2 separate regions of the Homo sapiens genome follow, and region 2 is linked to region 1. Evidence: chromatin contacts called from ENCODE Hi-C or POLR2A ChIA-PET data. All regions are on one chromosome and are shown on one strand. The core of a region is the stretch at or near the end of the contact, and the rest is flanking DNA. Distances in the headings are between cores, read along the strand shown.

The links. Hi-C counts contacts between places; a loop is a spot of excess contacts on that map. ChIA-PET counts read pairs that join two places held with the same protein, here RNA polymerase II (POLR2A).
Region 2: a map of gastrocnemius medialis shows a loop between it and region 1 (2.5-fold over the local background). The contact joins two enhancer-like sites. A Hi-C loop is called at or near these places in 1 of 168 maps with a recorded cell type or tissue (gastrocnemius medialis). POLR2A ChIA-PET finds 5 or more read pairs at or near these places in 2 of 52 experiments (AG04450 and Panc1).

Annotation. Positions count from the first base shown.
Region 1 is chr7:18,455,892-18,463,782 of GRCh38, reverse strand. It overlaps a transcript of HDAC9 not described here. Among named protein-coding and RNA genes, the nearest start is that of HDAC9, 36 kb to the left of the region's middle. Within about 2 kb of position 4,747, at least 4 of the 41 ENCODE cell types and tissues checked have a DNase peak (open chromatin) inside an H3K27ac peak, as active enhancers do; they include gastrocnemius medialis, where a contact is called at or near this core.
Region 2 is chr7:18,568,639-18,576,529 of GRCh38, reverse strand. The region is part of intron 2 of HDAC9 (histone deacetylase 9); the gene reads right to left. Among named protein-coding and RNA genes, the nearest start is that of HDAC9, 77 kb to the right of the region's middle. RefSeq lists enhancers at 1,760-2,298, 2,299-2,837. Within about 2 kb of position 3,034, at least 6 of the 41 ENCODE cell types and tissues checked have a DNase peak (open chromatin) inside an H3K27ac peak, as active enhancers do; they include gastrocnemius medialis, where a contact is called at or near this core.

The DNA of each region.
Region 1 (7,891 bases), core at 3,498-5,997:
ATGATAATAAAACTGGGAAAAACTAAAGCATAATATGCTGAGAGGAAAAACTACAGTTTTCAATATATAAAGGAAAACAAAATCAATAAGCAACCAACCACTTCAAAACTTAGAAAAAGAAATAAAAGTTAAACTGAAGGAAATTTTTTAAAAAGGTAACTGCAGAAATTATTTAAATAGAAAAAATATGCAGAACAAAGAGGTTCAGTAAATTCAAACAAATAATGCAGGAATATTAAAGGAGACTTCAAATATAATAGGATTCTCCATTATAAAAATAAAAATGGAAAATTTAGATACAAGGGACTAGCCAAACATACACAACTGACATATAAGTAAATAGAGTATTTGAATAGTCATAAAACAATTTTTAACAAATCTAACCCATAATTTAAAACCTCCCCTTGCCCCACACACACACCTGCAGGCACAGACAATTTTATCAGTAAACTGTTGCAAAACTTTAAGGAAGAAATAACACCACGTTCTTCCAGAAAAGAGAAAATACTGAATAACTCATTATGTGGGTATATCTTGGCGCCAACTCTAATAAGAGAATTTCAAGATAGGAAAATTACAAACTAATCTCATTCGTAAACATAGAGACTAAAATCCTAAACAAATGTAAGAAATAAATCCAGAAATAAGTTAAGGATGAGTTCAATTTATTTCAGTTATAGGACTCTTCAAGAAAAATTTTAATTAAAACTGAAACTATATACCCAGTGGCATAGCTAAAATTACAAAACTGTGGACACCAAGTATGGACAAGGAATTGGAGTGACCAGCACTCTCATACAGTACCAGTAGGACTATACATTGGCACAATCACCCTGGAAAACTGTTCAATATTGAGTATTAAATTTGACTATATTTATATGTTATCCTATGGCATATTAATGGCATATAAAGTTTTCCCTATGCATAGGAAAAACAGCAATAATAAAAACACTATTAAACATGATCAAAACTGGACACACCTAAACACCCATCAAGAGTAAAGTGGTAAGTAAATTGTCATATATATTCACAGTCATGGAGTAGATATTATACAGCAGTAAAAATCAACAAACTAAAGTTATAAACGACATTGTGAATCAATCTCACCAACTTAAGTTTGAATAAAAAGGCCAGTCACAAAAGAATATATACAATATCATGATATTTTATACAGCATAAAAACAGGCAAAATGAAACAAAAACACTGATAGAAATCAAGATAGAGATTACCTTTGGGGAAGAAGGTTGGATTGGGGTTGGGGTTGGGGGCTTGCTTGCTATAATTCTAATGCACTGGCATTATTTTATTTCTTCATCTGGGGGTTAAGAACTAGAATATGTTCATTGAGCATTTTCTGTATGAGGGTTTTAATTAAGAAAATAAATAAATAAAGGTTCCTGACTTTTAACAGCATTCTTAAAAATAATCGAGTAATAATGTGAACCTAGTGTCTGAGTAATTTTATAAAACAGTTCTATGAAGAGTGGATGAGAACCAGAAGCCTAGACAAAGGAAAGAAGCTAAGAGGCTGTGTGCAACAAACAATTCATTTATCAGAGATCAAATACTGGCGGGTGACTGTGAAGATGGAATTGCTTATAACATCATTATTTGAAGGTTAAAACATACTTTTATATGATAGTCATAATTTCCAGATGATTTTTTTTTAATGTTAAGACCAGAAGTTGTAAACTCTGAGTTTTATAACTATTTAAAGGAGATAGATAGTATTACATGATAACAAGAAATACTTAGTCAAAACATAACCATTTACTAATTTAGTGATCACGACCACACTGCTCAGTTTCTCCAGGCCTCTGTTTTCTCATCCTCACATTTGGGAGGATGAAATGAGATAATCTATGTCAGCTGTCTAGCTGAATGTCTGGTACATAAGATGCATCCCTTACATGTAAGCTACATTATCATCATAGGAAACTGACTAAAGTCATATTAGTTTAAACACATTTTTAGTGTAACAGTTTAATCAAATATTTCATCTAAATGTTTATTTAAAAAATCTAACAGTAACACAGTGATCTTAAAATAATTAAGGGAGATCTCTGATCAGATGCTGCCCTGGAGATAAAGGTAGGCAATGACAAAAGTGACAAAGTGACAACTTCAGTCCAAATTTGCCAGTAAAAAATATGATGGTTTTTAACACGCAGTTGCTTTTCCTAGTACTAATTTCAGTGTTATATTTACATAATAAAAAAGAAATTGTATTATTAGAGAGCATAATACAGCTGCTAACAAAATGAGGGGCAAATGTCACACTACCAGGTTACAATATTATAAACATTTTAGGAAATATTGGATATGACCAAAACTTTTTAAGCATTTTGGACTTTTAAAAAAATTGTAAGCAAAATATTTTAGTATCATTCAATTTTACAATAAACACTTCCACTAAAATTCTCCCTTTACCATTTTAACTGAAACTTAATCCCAAATTACCAATATCTACTTAAGCATTACATAACAGATTTTTATTTTTAAATTTTATGAATTTTGTAATAGGATCAATCTATGTCAAAAAGGGTTAGGTTTGCATTCTAAAAATCAATTAAGTACTGGTTTCCAACATTTAGCCTTTTTTTTCTGACTGAAAAGTCTGCGTATGTCTGAGAGAAATATATGTGTGTATGTATGTATACGCATGCACACGTACACATACGCAAGATTTGTTGTAGGCTTCTTTTGCCTAACTTTGTTATTCTTTTCCACGGTTAATAGGCTTCCCCACAGAAAGAGTGCCGCTTATTTAATTTTCTTCTTCTGGCTTTTTTACTCTTCTCTAGAAATCATTGCTTATTTTCCAGAGCCTATTAAATAGGTTGAGTTGCAAAATGTTAGTCACAGTAGATCATTAGGTTGTTTTAATAATTTTTCTGCTCAATCTACCTTACAGGAAAACATAGTCTTTCCCTTCAAATACTTTCTATTTGGGTTCAGGATAATCCACTCCTTTTTTTTTTTTTTTTTTTTTTGAGACAGAGTTTTGCTCTTGTTGTCCAGGCTGGAATGCAATGGCGCGATCTCAGCTCACTGCAACCTCCACCTCCTGGGTTCAAGGGATTCTCCTGCCTCAGCCTCCCGAGTAGCTGGGATTGATTACAGACATGTGCCACCACGCCTCGCTAATTTTGTATTTTTAGTAGAGATGGGGTTACTCCATATTGGTCAGGCTGGTCTCCAACTCCCAACCTCAGGTTATCCACCCGCCTCAGCCTCTGAAAGTGCTGGGATTACAGGCGTGAACCACTGCACCTGGCCCCAGGATAATCTACTCTTAATACAATAGAATGAATTCGAATTCCATAAAATACAGAAACCTTTGAATTTTGGTCCTCAAATGCAGTTGCTATTTACCATAATTCTACAAAATTTTATATAATTGAAAAAAATATTGTTTATTCTGCCCTGAAACCAAGCTTAGCCCCTGTCAAAAGATTTGTTTCCTCTCTATAATTCCACACAGGTTAAACTACAAACACAAGTACAAATAATGCTATAAATTATCATCAGTATGGTGATGGGCTGGAATTATACCTTCTACTCATGAACAACTATGATTATTAGAAGCAAACATAACTTTGGGAGGCTGAAGCAGGAGGATCACTTGAGGCCAGGAGTTGGAGACGAGCCTGGACAACACAATGACATCCTGTCTCTACAAAAAGTCAAAAAGATCAGTGGTGCGTGGTAGTACATGTCTGTAGTCCCGGCTACCCAAGAGGCTGAGGTGGGAAGATTGCCTGTGCCCAGGAATTTGAGGCTCCAGTGAGCCATGGGTGATGAGCAGAACCTCTGTCTCGAAAAAAAAAAAAAAAAGCAAATCTGTAGGCTAACATTTCCAAAACCCTTAACTTCATCCATAAGCAGTATGCAAACTGACTATCTGAAATACTTGATATAAGAAAAGCTTGATATTTAAAGTGGAATAGATGGATGCCTTTCTTAAATATGAGGACAGGAAGAAAAGCTGTAAGAAAACCAAAAGGGAATTTCCTTTCACTTTAATAAGGAAGTTATATGATGTAGCCCAAGGGGACACACTATCCTTAGAGAACTCTACTAGGCTCCAGCATAATCCCCCAAATCTACACTTGCAAATGTTAATTTGTAATTTGAATACCATGAAAATTAAATCATCACCCCAGGCAGGACGATTTACTGGCAAGGGAGCAAAAATTGAAGGCTAAGGGCTGTTTTCTGTGGTTGCCATTAGTCAATTACAGTCAGTCAAAGGAAGCTTACATTACCTGTTATAAAATTGCTTCCCCAGAAGACAAATGCTTTAAAAAAAAACTAGAAAAATAAAGCATCTGAGCATGTAAACTACCAAAATGCTATTTATTTACTCACCATTTTTGTAGAAAATTTTTTCACTTACCAGTTTAATATAATTTTATGCTTTCCTATCAAATTCCCACTCCACTATAGTATCCTTCTATTACACTTTTCTGGGAAGAGGAGTTAATTCTTAGCATTTTAACCTCAGTCTGGTTTATCTGTTAAAACTTAGTAGGAAGTAACAGATATCAGGCAGTTGTGGCTAAGGAGAGGAAGGAATGCAGGGGCCTAAGATAAAAAATTATAACACGAGTAGAGAGGGGTAAAAAGACCCCAAGATATGTCTAATCGATCTGAGTTTTGCCCAGCTGGTAACCTGCTGGTAACCTGCTTCTCTGACTCATGCCAACTCCGAACAGCAACCTCTTGGTCAGTAGCCCGTGGCAAAACTGGGTCAAGCATATCTTGGCCAAGTTGTTGCTGACCGCAGCTTTGACCAATAGCCTGGAAAAGGAAGTCACCCACTCATGTTCAGCTCTACTCCCAAGAAACCAAAGAAAAAGGATAAGGTCTGGTTCTACCTGGGAAGATCCTACAGCAGCCACAGAATAGCACCCATGGTACAAGGTTCCACATGAGGTCTGTGGGGATAAGAAAGTCAGGTTGAAGAAGGAAGGACCCTCCATGGGAGTTGGAGTGACAAGCAAGAGCCACCACCTCCAGCTCTCTCTTTGTTACTACTCTGAGTAGAGGTCTACAGCTTATCATTTATTAATCGAAGTTTTGCCTAGTTAAGCCACAAAAAAAAGTTTTGATAGCAAGATATTATTTTGTGACCTTTCGCCATGATACAGAACACTGCAAAAGGAAACCAAAATTCATCAGTTAAAACACAGTAGCATTGGCTATGAACTTTTAAATAAATTCAATCTTTGTGAATTGTTATCCAGTACTTAAAAGGACAATAAATCTTACTTCCTTTGGAAACAAACTACAAGAGTATTAATAATATTAGTGGGTTACTACTGGTTTTAGCACAAACTCATCTGAATTCTATATTTATTGGTATAGCTTGGAGGTCACATAATTAGAGGGTTTTTTATGGTTTCCTAGTAACCATTTTCTATCAGAAGCATTAGCCATAGTTCACATATGCTCATCTAAGTTACCAAGCCTAAAAGAGCTCTCCTCTTGCTCATTAGATATAATGCTGCCTAGTTCAGGTTTTCATTTCAATACATTCTTTTCATCATTTTCACCTGTGAATTCTGGTCAACCATCCACGATTTAATTACCAGCACCCTGGCACTGAGAGGGTGAGCGTCTCTTTTGATAATGCAACACTTCCCTGGGGCAAAATGCCAAAGAGTTGTCAGCACAAAGGCACCTACTCTTTGATGGCAAGGCAGCAAATGTCACAATACAACAAATATGATTCAGCCTTAACGTTTTTATAAAAACCAACCCCATCTGAGGCGTGTATGGCCATACACAACCTCAGATAGTGAGAAAGAACACACGAACCAGACTCTGTAGTGTCAGTGTGTGCATTTGCATACACGTGTGTGCTTCTGGGAACACATGCAGACTCTCTTTCAATGGAAGTGATCTAACTCCCATCTGGCAGAATAAGACCCATCCAGGAACAAGGAAAAATCAATTTAGAAAGTCTTATCACCTGAAAATAGGTGATTTCAAACACCATGAAGCCAGTTTAACAATACTTTTGACTAATCAACAAAATGAAGCTCTATGTAAACTATTTTTAAAAAACTCACTAATGCCTCAACAACATCAAATTCAGTTGATATGAAAGAAAATTAATTAGAGCAGACGTTTATAACCTACAGTTTATAAAACTATTATGGCCTATATGCAGAGATCAACCAATTTGTAAATATAATGGGTCAGCTGCACAGGGGCAGACAGCAACTAATCAGAAAGAAACTCTCAATTAAAAGTTTATGAATAATTAGATTATTTTTAAAACTATATTTTGTAACTAATTTTAAAAGTTAAATTAAAATTTTGAAGGCAAATCAAATTTATAATATCTCATGAATTTTATTTCTTCACAAATATATTCACTGAAGCAATTTTATTTCTTCACAAATATATTCACTGAAGCAATTTCCCTTTCAGTTAATGACAGTTCTATTTCATATTAAATTAAAAGAGTAAGGCAGTATAAGTTGATGGGATTGTCACTGAGTGGTTCACTTGAAATACTGTAGGAAAAATGGGAGCAGAACTGCATGCACATTTTCTGGGATATGAAATGAAAAAAGCTTTATTCTCTTCTTTCTCATTAGCAAGGGTTAAGAAATGGACATGCTGAGTTAATCAAAATCTCTGAGATTCAACAAGTATCTCCAAGGAATCCTGGGAATGGAAATCTACTAGACTAAGGTCTCAGAAAAGGTAGGCACTTGAGCTCCACTGCCATCTTTCTATACCAGAAAACCTGAGTTTGAGGACAACACAATTTGTAGCAAAACTGAAGGTGGATAAAACTATGTGTGACTCCCGAGTATAGCTATATATAAAGCTGGTTCTACTTCCAGGGCCATCGTTTATGTGAGCCAATAAATACCCTGCAGCTATTTGAATTGGACATTTTTAACTTGGAACCAGAGTTCTGCATGGCACATCACTGCATATTCAATTTAGAAAATAAAAAACAATTTGAAAAATCTCTTGTGAACGAGGAACTTGCGAATCATCCCATTTAAGTAAGTACACAGTAAGGATTGTTATTCCCATTTTATAGACACAGGAAGAGAGGTGGTGTAGAGAAAATCATAACTGAAATAGAGAGGCCAAACCTTAAATTTAGTGTAATGTTATACATAATCTTATTTTCTAATATCTTCCATCAACTGTTTTTCAGGTTCATAAATCATATGAATGAAAGTGGTGAGTATATATAAGCTCAAAAACTAAAGGTGGGCTGGGCTTGGTTGCTACCACCTGTAATCCCAGCACTTTGGGAGGCCGACGTGGGTGGATACCTGAGGTCAAGAGTTCGAGATCAGCCTGGCCAGCATGGTGAAACCCCATCTCAACTAAAAATACAAAAATTAGCCAGGCATGGTGGCATGTGCCTGTGTCCCAGTAACTTGGGAGGCTGAGGCAAGAGAATCACTTGAACCCGGGAGGTGGAGTTTGCAGTGAGTGGAGATCACACTGCTGCACTCCAGCCTGGGCAACAGAGAAAGACTCTATCTCAAAAAAATCAACCAACCAACCAATCAAATCAAATCAAAAGTAAAGTTGGACAAATAATGCAAATGACTTAATTTATGGTAGAATGAAATTATTTTATCAAAATTTGTTCTAGCTCAGCTGTAATTATTTTACCTAATACGATCAGCAAGGAAATAAAATGTGCTGGGGACCCTATTTATGTAATATGTCATTACATTTCTATCCCAAGAAAATTTTAGAGATGGAAACTCACAAATATTTTAAGGAGTTAAATCTCCCTAGCAAGTAAAAAAGCTTCTTCTGTTTCTTTTAGAAATAATTTCCTTGCTTCTTTATTTTATCCTTTGGTTTCAATGTTTTCTGGTTATAGCTGATGTCAAGGTT
Region 2 (7,891 bases), core at 1,785-4,284, 110 kb before region 1:
CCAGCATGCCTGGCTAATTTTTGTATTTTTAGTGGAGATGGGGTTTTACTACATTTGCCAAGCTGGTTTTGAACTCCTGACCTCAAGTGATCCTCCCACCTCTGCCTCCCAAAGTGCTGGGATTACAGGGATGAGTCAGCCCGACTGGCCCCTACTCCTAAATAGTTTTTGAAGCCATCAAGGTCTCTCTGCCACTGCTGCCTGTTTTATTAAAGCACTTCTGTTACGTTCCTGGCTAACACTCATCAGTGGAGCCTCCGTCTCTAACATGGCTGGCCTGTTTCTCCATAGTGTGCTTTCTCTGTATATTTCCAGCCTCAATAATACCTGTCCTCCACTCACTCAAGCCACACTGATTTTTCAGTTCCTTAAACATGTTATGCACTCCAGGGTCTCAGAGATTTTCCATATGTGTTCTCTCTTCCTAAAACCTTTCCCCCAATACCAACACATTTCTCTAGATTAGTCCTATCCTTCATATCTTAGCTAAAACATGATTTAATATAGATGTTTTTCTGAGTTTTATTTAATTTTCCCATTAAATTTCTCAGTTCTTTTCATAACATTCATTTGTCTATCTTTACCACTATTCCAAATTTCATGAGGGCAGAGACTATGTTTTCAGTGCTTAGTACAACATGAAAACATAGTAAGGCCTCAGTGCATGTGTGGTGTGAATGAATGAATGAATGAATAATAGTCACAAGATTATGGGAATAAAATTAGTAACACATGTGCACATCTGCATGTATATGTTCACATACACACATACCCGATTAAAATCCTAAAGCAATTACTTACTGGGCTTTTTGACTGTTTGAATTACAAATATATGCTGTTTTACTAGTTAAATTTCTAAGTTAACACATTTCTGGCAACACTGCGTAAGTATTTGAAAACAATCTGAAAAGTTTTTCCACCCAAGGTGTCATTTTGCATTTCCTAGACTCCACTGTATCTCTTAAAATTCAATGTGCTGACACGTGACAACATGGAGTAAGTGAACACTGAGGAAAATAAAACTTACCCATTCATGCTGTTTGCTTCAGTAGGGATAACCCAGTATAGGTCACACCGTGAATTATTTAAATAATAATGGCTAATTCATGATTGAATACTCCATGTTATATTACTGAAAATTACACCAGAACTGGTAAGCTGCAAGCTAAGCTAAGATTTTTTTTCAAATCTTCCATTTTAAAGATAAAAATTAAATTAATAAATGTAAATATAAAAGGTAAATCCTTTTAAAGTTAATCAAAATTCCTTGACATTTTAGCTAAAATAACCAACAGTTGAATCTTTTTTGAGACATGCTGAAATGCTTATTACTGAAGGCTCTTCATTAAAATGTGTAGTCTTGAAAGGCAACTTTTTTCAGGAAAAGTAAATTAAGAAGTTTGAATTTGCTATCACCAAAAATAGAAAATGGGAAAACATGTGATGGCAGTGGCTGGCCTGTCCAGAAGGGCTGCTGCCATGACACCAGCTGCAGTGGGGGCGGGGGCTGCCCACTCCATGGAGCCCGCAGGAGCTGGGAACAGGCGGGAGCCTCACCCGCTTTCGAGTTGAGGGGCAGAAGCCCCACCCTCCGGGGTGCAGCTGCAGCTATGGACCCAGGCATCCCTGCGCACAGTCGGGGACCTGGTAGGTCCTCTGCTCCCCACAGGCTTGGAAGTGCCTGCTGTCGCTGCCTGGCCTCTCCATGCTCCCAGCACTCGCTCTGATTTTGAAGCAAAGTTCAGGCCAAGCCCAGGCACTGTCGCAACCCGGCTGGGTATGTGCATGCTCAGGGCAGCACTGACACGCCAGCCCCCTGTCGTCTTGGCCTCCTTTGGACTTGGGCACCAAAGAGCATGAGTGGGAGATTGAGGGCAGCTCAACAGGGGCCTGCAGGCGCCCTTCGGCAACAGCCTGGGAACCGTGAACAACATGACTGATGGCGGCAGGAGGCAGACAAGCTCCTGGGCAGAAAGGGGAGGGTACCTGGTGAAGCCCCACCTTCAAGCCAGGGACAGCCAAAATCCTGGGGGCCAGGCTGTCAGTTCCGTGGACCAGAGTGAGAACTTATGGTGCTTTATCCAGGCCCACCCATGGCCGTCCATGGACCAATTAGCACATACTTCCCCTCCTCTGAAGCGCATAACGACCCTGGACTCAGCCAGACTGAGGCAGAGGATGGGACGACCTGCTTGCCGATAGAAGCTACCCGTTCTAGGTCACCTCTCCACTGAGGGCTGCACAGATGTCTGGACTACTGACTGGGGGAAGGAGCTACCCACTGTGGGTCTCCTCTCCACTGAAAGCTGGACACGTGTTGGGATGACCTGCCTGGAGAAAGGAGCTAACCACTGTGGGTCTCCTCTCCACTGAGAGCTGGACACTCGTCAGGATGACCTGCTTGCAGAAAGGAGCTGCCCACTTTGGGTCTCTTGAGAACTGTTCTGCCAATCAGTGAAGCTCCTCTTCGCTTTGCTCAGCCTCCAGCTGTCCGCATACCTCATTCTTCCTGGGTATGAAACAAGAACTCGGGACACATCAAATGGTGGGACTAAAAGAGCTGTTAACACGAACAGGGCTGAAACACACCCTCCCGCTTGCCATGTTGTGGGCGATGAGAAGGGGAGAAGAGCTGTGGCCCTTTGGGGAGCCCAGGCCCAGGGGCTCCCTGAGCCAGGGGGCTGTGACACTCTCTTTGGGGTTCAGTGGTTCCAGGCATCTCCAAGCTTCTGGGTGCCACCATGTTCCCCTCATCCAGACACGGATGCCCATAGCAGAAGCCGCGTGCAGTACATGTGCTCCAGCCTCAGCCTCCTCACATGGAGCTGGCACCTGTGTTGTTGCCTGGAGCTGCCTGCCCCACCACAGCAGCCAGTGTGCCCAGCTGTGTGCAGTGGCTAGACCCTGCACTCAATCACACACACACCCCTCACCGCTCCACGCCTTGCTCGTACTTGGCAGGTGTGGGTTCTGGGCTGGCAGCACGAGCCGAGTGCAGCCTGTTGAGCCGAGTGGGTGGAAAGAAACGGGCACTAGCAATACTCAGGCAGAAGGCACCACCTGTCACAGAGGTTTCTGGCTGATGAAGCAACGCCCTAGCGATCCCTAGACACAAACAACATAGCCTCAGTTTGATAACAATACTGCCCAAATTGGACTTTAGTAATGCAGATATTTTTAGCTGCTTTTCCACTAGTTACGATAACATTATCGTGGAATAAAAAGAATTACTAAATTATCAAACATGAAAAGAATCATTTTATAACAAGAATTATTTAAATTGATTAATCCAGAAATACAATTCTCCCTCACAGTGATTCTGTTCAAGTTATCCATGTCTTTAGTTTCTTAAAGTCAACTACTACATGGCATAAATGAAAAGGAAAAAAATGCAAAAAGCAACCTGGGCTTTGATTTACTATTCTCTTATTTCCCAGGGGTCTGAACAGGAAACAAAAATAACCGCAAATGACTAAAATATCAGTAGGCCTTGAAATATCAACATTTAAGTTAAAGCAAGCTAACTTCTTAATCAAAGCCTTTACTATTTTGATTTACTTAATCCAAACTCCCTGTCTGCAAATATGCTTTTGAATTAAGCAGTCATAACAAACCATAACACAAACATGAACTGCTAACTAATCTGTAATGGCCACTTAGTTCTAAAGTATCGCAATGTTTGCTAGTTCTTTACTATTTAAGAACTGAGTAAAAGCTTTATTCAGCTCCTTGCACTACGGAAACAAAATCAAGCCAATTTATGGGACTCCAAGGTAATAGAAGCTAAGAACCTATATATTAGTTTGTAATCCATATTATTTTGTAATTTGAGATTAAAATTCAATTTGATATAAATGTACCTAAAAATGAAATCTTGAGAAGATTCAAAATTTTAATGTTTTAAAATAGAAAATATAGGTAATAATATAAAAGAGTTACTTCTGTGGCCAGATCTAATACTCTTCCTCTGGGATCTAAAGTAAATTCACTTCTAAAGGAACTACGAGGAAGATGGTGCAAACCGTCCCCTTTCCCGTATTTTTTTCTACAACTTATATATTCTTCTAGGTCACAGACAAATACTTGGAGTTATAAGGAAATCCTCTGCCTCAAATATAGGGTTTCATAATGAGAGGGAAGTTTTGTTAGTCATTTGAAATAGCTATTTGTCATATTTGAATATGACAAATAGTCATATTTGTGAATATGACATATTTATGAATATGACAAAATAGTCAAATTTCAAATTTGACTATTTCAAATAGCTATTTCAAATGACTAACAAAACTTCCCTCTCATTATGAAACCCTAATATTTGAGGCAAGGGATTCCCTTATAACTCCGGAACCTAGTATATTATGTAGCTTATACTGTAAGTTTAATAAATATTAGTTGAATAAATGATTTTTCTTAGCAAATATCCTTCTCTAACAACATTCTTTCTAAACATATTACTCAGCAAATAAACTTTTTCAAAAATGTGTTCCCACTCTTCTATCAGGAATTCTTGCTTACAAAAAGTACATCATTATGTGCTATTTTGACAGAAAAAAAAAAAAAAGTTTCATTGGTTCATGCCTCCTGCCACCAGGAAACAATTACCTTTAGCCAGCACAAAACAGTTGAATATTTTCTGAAAGCCTCAATGCTTAATATGTTTAAGACAACAACATACATGAAAATATGCGGGAAAAGTAGGAGAAACAAAGCTGAAATGCCATGTGTGATATACCTTCCTTCTTTTCTTCTGCGATTCAGACCATGTCTTTGCCTTTTCTCTGCTCTAATCTTTTCAGTCCTGCATAACAGGAATAGGGTTTCAACCAATGCATCTTACCTCTTCTCCAGAATTTAGCTGTTTTCTAGTTCTGAGTAAATCTTTATTACCAAAAAAAAAAATAAAAAATAAAAAATAAAATAAAGTTTTAAAGCCCCACTGAAACTCCTAATATAGGACTGCACTGGCTTTTAGAAAAGAAAAACATTTCTTTAAACGGCTGGATATTTTCTTATTTTCTTCAAATAAAATCTTACGAACAGTTCCAACATATAAAACCAGCAAAAGTGGAAATGTTTTAGAAAAGACGGAGAGGAGGAACCAAGGTTCTATCCACTCACTTCCTCCGCTATTCCTTTCCCCCAGGGAATGCAGGCTCCATGGAACTCAGTTTGAAAATCAGTGTTATAAGGGCATTATTTGTTTATTTTGCCAAATTCAAATCACAGGCAAATTACATTACTGTTTTTTCAAAGAAAATGCCACTCTTGTTTTATGAGAACTGAAATTATGGGAATTTTAAAATGCTGAATTAAAAATAATAAAGTTATACTTTGTACATACAATTTAGAAAAAAATTGAACGTTAAAACATTTTAAAAATTCATGTAATGTGCTCATATAAGCCTTGCCAAGCTAAATGGATTGGCAGCTATATTTATGTTATTGCCACATGGTGGCACCACTTTTGCTCCTAAAGAGAAATATCCAGTATCCTTTGTCAGGAAGCACTTTGGATATGTGAGTTTTAAAATAGGTGAGTTTTGAGGTCCTAAGCATTCTAATAAAATGTGACTTCCCTAAATGTACTGATTCCAAGTTTGGCTTTACAAACATGGGTAAGCACAAAGAGTAACAGCATAATTTTGGCCAGTCTCCCGAGTTTCTCTTATTCTAATTTAAATTATGGAACCAACACTAATTACAGCACTTACTGTATAACAAACATCGTTCTGAATGCTTTATAAAGTAAATATTCATTCATTTGTTCTTTACAACATTATGAGGTTGCAATATCTAGTAACCTATGGAGTAGACGTGCTTGGGATTCTTACTTACAAATGAGGAAAATGGAGGCCACAGAGGAGCTTGGCCAAGGTCACACACCCACTAACAGGTACAACAGGAATTAGAACACACACCGTCCAGCTCCAGAGTCCATGATCTCAACCACTCCATTCTGATTCTATTTGACTTCTACAAAATAGGCATTTCATTTTATTTCTACACATTTCATTCTGGAGTATGCCTTGATACAGATGAGACTGAAAAGTTTTTGTTAAAATAATATTACATATTTTTGTTTTTAAAGGTGAAGAAAAACATTTGTTCATAATTGTCAATATATTCCACAGAGATATGTGTAATTGAATATATTTCTTCATATTTTGACACACTTGTGTATTTTCAGGTAAGTCTAAAGCATCTTTCTTAAAGTGTGTATTTCAGCACTCTTTTTAAGGAACAATTCTGTACTTAAGAATTCCAAATTTAATATTTCACCCTTTTCTTTTAGCTATACAAAATTCTATTGAGTCTAGGCAATTAGCATTTTTTTTTGTTTTTGTTTTTGTTTTTCTTAAATTCACTATGGCTGTACTCTCCAATCTGTGAATCTACTGATTCACAGGTAAAGACTGCCTGGTAATGAAGTCATCTTCGGTACTTGATTAACTAAATCCCATTGGGTTATATCAGACAGAGAGAGATACTAAATCATAATTAACTGTAAACAGTGTTAATGAGGTTTGGGTGTATTATTCATAAATTTTGAGATTACTTTTTAATTGAAGAAAGTAGTAACAAAAAGTAAGAGGCAGCTGTTTTTTGACAGCATGAGAAAAGATTTGAAAAGATAGACTGTGATGGTCTATTTTTTTTCCTTCAGTTTTTTTTTAGGTTCCCTGTGCATTATAAAAGACAATTACTGGCCATTAAGGCACAACTAATTAGAGAAACAGAAGGTTCTACCACAAAGAGGAGCCTGAGGCTGTCAGAAAATCCACTTTTTACATATACATAAATAAATAAATATCTGTGCATTAATTGAAGACATTTATAATTTGGCATAAGAAAATGTAATAATTCTTCTCCATGGCTTCTATTTAATTAGACTGTCATTAGAATTTCTATTTCTGGCAGAACTCATAGTATCTGTTTATAGAATTAGCCAATATTGAGAAAACCATCAGCATTACAGAATGCTTCTCAATACTTTAAGCACAGCTCTGAGATATCAGTCTGTAATTTGAAGCCATACCTCTTTGTACAATCAAAAGTATAAGAAATTATTGAAAATATTTATAATGAAGGTAACTATGCAGAACAGGAGTTAGGAAACTGTGGCTCATGGGTCAAATCCAGCCTGCCTAATTTTTTATGGCCTGCAACCTAAGAATGATTGTTACATTTTTAATGGTTGGGAAAACAATTTTTTAAAGGAAAATATTTTGTGACATAAAAATATATGAAATTCAAATTTCAGTGTTTACAAATAAAATTAATTGGAACACAGCCACTCTCATTCATTGACTTACTGTGTATAGCTGCTTTTGCACTAAAAAGTCAGAATTGAATGCCACAGAGATAGTACAGGCTGCAAAATCTCAAATATTTATTATCTGCCCCTAACAGAAAGTTTGCGAACTCCTGAGAATCAATCTATAGCCAAATTTTATTTTATTTTATTTATTTATTTATTTTTTTGAGACAGAATTTTGCTCTTGTTGCCCAGGCTGGAGTGCAATGGCGTGATCTCGGCTCATTGCAACTTTCGCCTCCCGGGTTCAAGCGATTCTCCTGCCTCAGCCTCCTGAGTAGCTGGTATTACAGGTATGTGCCACCACGCCCAGCTAATTTTGTATTTTTAGTAGAGAGGAGGTTTCTCTATATTGGTCAGGCTGGTCTCGAACTCCCAACCTCAGGTGATCCACCCGCCTCGGCCTCCCAAAGTTCTGGGATTACAGGTGTGAGCCACTGCGCCCGGCCCAATTTTTATTCTCACATGGTGGGATGTCCCTGTGACAAACAAATTTCCAAGCTACCTCTCTGCTATAATGGTTGAATGAATTAGGTTAAAAATTATCATAGTGTATTTCATCTAAAATAAAACATA